Regions from separate parts of the Homo sapiens genome. Here region 2 is linked to region 1. A link is an interaction called in ENCODE POLR2A ChIA-PET data of the cell type or tissue named here. Cell type or tissue: IMR-90. All regions are shown on one strand. Each heading gives the region's core, and the rest is flanking DNA. Links, peaks and the distances in the headings are about the cores only. Region 1 overlaps ZNF280C (zinc finger protein 280C). Region 2 overlaps BCORL1 (BCL6 corepressor like 1).

What was found. Peaks named below come from ENCODE experiments on the same cell type or tissue, not always from the same donor. Only the 100,000 strongest peaks of a DNase experiment are listed, where the experiment ranks them.
Region 2: POLR2A ChIA-PET joins it to region 1 with 20 read pairs; 2 of 35 experiments call an interaction of 5 or more read pairs at or near these places.

The regions. Positions count from the first base shown.
Region 1 is chrX:130,244,412-130,247,330 of GRCh38, forward strand. It overlaps ZNF280C (zinc finger protein 280C), which reads right to left. Exons shown (of 19, transcript NM_017666.5): 3 at 2,448-2,594. Among named protein-coding and RNA genes, the nearest start is that of ZNF280C, 23 kb to the right of the region's middle. In IMR-90, for the core only: no CTCF peak of the experiment used is centred there; a DNase peak (open chromatin) is centred at 1,220; H3K27ac peaks cover 577 bases.
Region 2 is chrX:129,987,449-129,990,367 of GRCh38, forward strand. The region is part of intron 1 of BCORL1 (BCL6 corepressor like 1); the gene reads left to right. Among named protein-coding and RNA genes, the nearest start is that of BCORL1, 6.3 kb to the left of the region's middle. In IMR-90, for the core only: no CTCF peak of the experiment used is centred there; no DNase peak of the experiment used is centred there.

The sequences.
Region 1 (2,919 bases), core at 253-2,752:
GGAAAAGGCACAAAGCATTAACAAATCCCATAAAACCTCAAACATTTTCCTTTTTTCTCTCCTAGTAGAAAAGAACCAGATCCCGGCCAGGCGGGGTGGCTCACACCTGTAATCCCAGCACTTTGGGAGGCCGAGGCGGGCAGATCATGAGGTCAGGAGATCGAGACCATCCTGGCTAACATGGTGAAACCCTGTCTCTACTAAAAATACAAAAAAATTAGCTGGGCGTGGTGGCAGGCACCTGTAGTCCCAGCTACTTGGGAGGCTGAGGCAGGAGAATGGTGTGAACCCGGGAGGTGGAGCTTGCAGTGAGCCGAGATCGTGCCACTGCACTCCAGCCTGGGCGACAGAGCGAGACTCCATCTTAAAAAAAAAAAAAAAAAAAAAAAGAGAGAAAAGAATCAGATCTCACAAAACAATTCTATTAAGTGAAGGGTCACACCAAAGTAGGGTTGCTTTCTGATCATAGAAATGCAGTACTCTATGAGTAAACATTACGGAAGTCTTCTAAAAGAAAAATATCCTCAAACAACTTGATAATGTTTTCATTCAGAAATTCAAGATAAGTATTACTCAATCCACTAAGAGCTATTTTTACTTGTTGGTGGTTATAGTCTACCAATCACAAGTTTTTTGCTCTCCTTCCCCTGCCTTCATTGTTTTTCTATATAAACATTTAGATGAGATCCCATATGCTAAAATATTTTATAGCTCACAAATAAAACATCAATAAAATCACTTAAATTCTAAGTTATCAATATAGAAAAGAAATTCTAGTGGGCCCAATACCCTTTTTGATAGAATCTCTTGAAACGAATACACATTGTTTTGGTTGAGTACTGCTAAGTCATCTACAATCAATATAAATCCAACTTGAATCTTGTCATGCTTCAATAAGATGATTTGAGTAATAATTTTGAAATATGGTAATATTTCAGCATAAAAATTGTCACAGTGACTAGAAATAATAAGAGAATATTCTATTCTACTATCAATAATAAATATGCCAAATATATCTAGCTCATTTAATAATTTAAGTGGCTCTCCACTTAGAACCTCCCAATTTGCCACAGGAAATGATACTGAGAATTCAATTGGCTAAATTATTCTGCCTCTGATAAAACTGAGTAGAAATGCTATTCCAAGTTTAGAGCCAAGAGAAGTAAGAACTAGGATTTCAGAAAATTTAAAACTCATCTCTTAACCACACTATTACTCATTGCCATGGTAAGAAAGAAGACTGGTATGCTGGCTACATTCCTTGACTTCTCCAGGCCTAAAATAAGTAAATAAAATGAAAAAGGATCTGTTTCCCTCTTTCTCTCCTGAAATTCAGTTATGTTGTCCCTTGCACTTTAGACATATTTGAGGACTTTTTTTTTTTCTTTTTTTGAGATATAGTCTTGCTCTGTTGCCTAGACTGGAGTGCAGTGACGTGATCTTGGCTCACTGCAACCTCTGCCTACAGGTTCAGGCGATTCTCATGCCTCAGCCTCCTGAGTAGCTGGGACTACAGGCACGCGCCACCATGACTGGCTAATTTTTTAATCTTTATAGTAGAGAGGGGGTTTCACCATGTTGGCCAGGCTGGTCTCAAACTCCTGGCCTCAAGTGATGTACCCACTTCGGCCTCCCAAACTGCTAGGATTACAGGGAGGAGATATTTTATTTTAATAAACATCACCAGTATCTTCACTTTAACATTGTAATAATGCCAAGTCTAATTACTCTAACAGAAATCTAACAATCCACAAAGGTACTGGACATGTTTTGCTAGAAAGCCAAAAAGATTTACGTGTGCTGACTGCCTGCATTGTCCAAGTATAGTGTTGGAAAACCAGGCCCTCCCTCCTTCATGAATATAAACAGTAGTTGCGGAAGATGGGTGTAGCCAAAGGCTATAGCACATGCTGGTAGACAGACCAGAGATTCTATAATCATGCAGCACCTATGCATTTTATAGTCATATATCAAGATGATACTTTGATGAGGCAGTTGCTTAGACATTAGAACCCCCATCAGACACTAACACAAACTTATTTAGCATATCAGGATATTTTAAGAAAAGTATTCCAAACACTTCCTTTTCTGTAAATCTGAGTTTAAGGGAGAAAAAAAAATTAACAAATAAATAGGCTACTTGGTTCCATTAAAAATTATGATTTCCAATCTCAGAAGGCTTACAATGCTGTTCAGGTCATCTTAACCCTCAATTAACTTAGTTATTTCCTTTTGCTCACATCTGATATTTTAACCTTTCACCTCCTTACTCCAGTCCCCAACTACATTCCCGCTTTGATTCTCACAAGTTCTTACTGACCTTTACTCTCCCTCTTACCTCTAACTCCTTACAGAAGAACAACAGTATGAAGGACAGATATCTCATATATTTTCCATTAGAAACAACCATCTTATGAAACGTTACTTCACTGAAAGTAAATGCTTACTTGAAATGGCTGGTTTTGAACTTGATATCTCTCCAACAAAGATCAGTTCATCGTCATCCTCATCCTGAGTTTCTTCTACTTTCTTCTGCCATGGCTCTAGCTCTTCTTCTTCACATTCCATAAAGAGTTCTGCCATTTTTGAAATGTCTAATTTTCAAGAGAAGAGAAGCTAACTTTATTTTCAAAGAGAAAAATATTTTCTGTGCAATACATAGTATGATATTTAAGATGCACTGTAATAATCCTAATAGCAATTACTGACTTGATATTTGTTTGTTTTTGTGACAGAGTTTTGCTTTTGTTGCCCAGGCGTGATCTCGGCTCACTGCAACCTCCGCCTCCTGGGTTCAAACGATTCTCCTGCCTCAGCCTCCCAAGTAGCTGGGACTACAGGCGCCCACTGCTACGCCCAGTTAATTTTTGTATTTTTCGTAGGGATGGGTTTCACCATGTTGACCAGGCTGGTCTCGAA
Region 2 (2,919 bases), core at 134-2,633, 260 kb before region 1:
GTTAGCTGGGATCCAGGCCTTACACATCTAAACATTAATTAGAAAATCTAGACTAAAGTAAGGATACTGAATGGGGGGAGGGATTCACTGTCCTAAATAGAGTGGCCTTGAAAGAAGGAAAAAGTGGGAATCCACCAGTGTTTCCAGTCTGCAGGTGGGAAGGATCCTAGGTATCAGGAGATGAGTGATGGAAATTCCAGGGTGAAACTGGATAAAAAACTGAGTGACATGAGAGCCTGTGGGCCAGAATTGGAGGGTGGGGTTAGGGGCATGGAAGAGAGGCTCTAATCAGGGCTTGGACTGGAGGCCACATGGAGTAATTCATTGATTCTGGGCTGAGCTAAGCTTGGGATGAAATAGAACAGCCAAAGAGAGTAGAGAGCTGTTCTTCAGGGCCAATCAGCATCAGAATCAGAGTGAAGAAATTCGAGGTCAAGTTTGGGTGGGAAAGTGAACACCGGAGTGGAACAGAGAGGGTGCTGGAGAAAGTGACACAATTGTTGGGGTAGAATAGGAAAAGGTAGAAGCCACTGATGATTACATAACCCAGAGGGAAGACCCTAGGCCTTTGAGTTTTCAAAGAGAAGGGAAGTTTCTTAATGCTGGAGTTTGAATTAGGTGTGAGTCCATGGTTGCCAGAGTGTTTAGTGTCAGGATGGCCAAAGAGGGAGGTAATATCTACTTTTCGGCCACTAGGATGCTAGTACAGTATTTGATATAATTTTACATATGAACTAGGCTTTATTAATGCCCATTTTTGAATGGTTATCCTTAAAATAATGTAGAAATGGTTCTTTTTCTAAATTAAATCATTCCCTTTCCCACTGTTCATAACTTAAAAGCAATCTTTTATGATGAGAACTTTCTTTGGCGAACTGAAGTTTCATTCTGGTCAAGAGTAAAATTTAACTCTGTGTTTCTATCCCCGTAATTCAAATATGCTGTTCTAGTTTTCTTTTTTATTCTAAGCAGAAGTGACCTTTTCCCCATAAAACATAAAAAAGGATCTTTTTTTTAAAAAAAAAAAGTAACTGAGTAACTGCAGGCTGCATGTCAAGGTCATATTTTCCCTGGTCAATGAATTATGATGAATTTGAATACAGCTGATATATTATTTGTAAAATGTGGTAATTTTCAGATTTACTCATCACAGTATGTGAGGCAGGATACCTCTTCATTTGTATTTTAAGAAAACCTTAAGCTGAAGGTCCGTGAGGAATCCAGAGTACCAAGGAGCAGGGAAAGCTTTGTGTTTTGGGCTTCTTTACCGTGGGTCTGCTGAGAAACAAAATTTGGTTACCTCATTACTAAGGTATGCCTAGAAATCATAGTGTTAGTGCCATTTAAGGGTACTGTTGAGTTTTGTTATAATGCTGATGTCCAGGGACAAGGAGAACAAGCAGATTTTTGCTTTTCCAAGTTTTGTGGAGAAGTGCACCGTATATGACTATGATCGCAGAGGTGAGTTGATGCACTGTATACCTGAATCCATGAGATGATTATCTTCTGATAATGAGGCTTTACTCAGTTTAACTTGGTTGTACCACACCCCAGTTAGTATAGTACAGTGGTTCTCAAACTTGAGCTCCTCAGAATTGCCTGGGGGGGCTTTGGAGACCGACAACCTCAGGTTAGAGTGCTTGCTGTTCTACTTCTTAGCTATGTGGCAGGAGGCAAGTCACTTAACTTACTTTCGTTCTTTTTTTTGACAGAGTCTCACTCTGTCACCCAGGCTGGAGTGTAGTGGCATGATCTCGGCTCACTGCAAGCTCCGCTGCCCGGGTTCAAGCCATTCTCCTGCCTCAGCCTCGCAAGTAGCTGGGACTACAGGCGCCCGCCACCATGCCCGGCTAATTTTTTTTTTTTTTTTTTTTTTTTTAGTAGAGACGGGGTTTCACCGTGTTAGCCAGGATGGTCTCAATCTCCTGAGCTTGTGATCTGCCCATCTTGGCCTCCCAAAGTGCTGGGATTACAGGCGTGAGCCACCGCACCCGTCTTTTTTTTTTTTTTTTTTTTTTTTTTTTTTTTTTTTTAACCGGAGACAGTCTAGCTCTGTTGCCCAGGCTGGAGTACAGTGGTGTGATCTCGGCTCACTGCAACCTCCGTCTCCTGGGTTCAAGCTATTCTCCCACCTCAGCCTCCTGAGTAGCTGGGATTAAACGTGCCCACCACCATGCCTGGCTAACTTCTGTATTTTTAGTAGAGACGGGGTTTCACCATGTTGACCAGGCTGGTCTTGAACTCCTGACCTGAAGTGATCTGCCCACCTCAACCTCCCAACATGTTGGGATTACAGGCATGAGCCACCGTGCCAGGTCTTCACTTAACTCTCTTTGTTTCTTTTTTTTTTGTTTTTAGACAGAGTCTTGCTCTGTCACCCAGGCTGAAGTGCAGTGGTGCTATCTTGGCTCACTGCAACCTCCACCTCCCGGCTTCAAGCGATTCTCGTGCCTCAGCCTCTCGAGTAGCTGGGATTACAAGCGCCCAGCACCACGTCCAGCTAATTTTTGTATTTTTAGTAGAGATGGGGTTTTGCCATGTTGGCCAGGCTGGTCTCGAACTCCTGACCTCAGGTGATCCTTCCACCTCAGCCTCCCAAAGTGCTGGGATTACAGGCATGGGCCACCATGCCCGGCCCACTTAACTTTGTTGAGCCTCAGTTTTCTCATCTATACAATGGAGATGATAATACCAATTTCACAGGGCTGTGAGGATTACACAAAATCATCCCAGGCCCATAGTAGGTGCTCAATAAATGGGACCTATTATTTTATATATATATTTTTTTCTTTTTCTTTTTTGAGATGGAGTCTCGCTCTTTTGCCCAGGCTGGAGTGCAGTGGCGCTATCTCGGCTCACTGCAAGCTCTGCCTCCTGGATTCACGCCATCCTCCTGCCTCAGCCTCCTGAGTAGCTGGG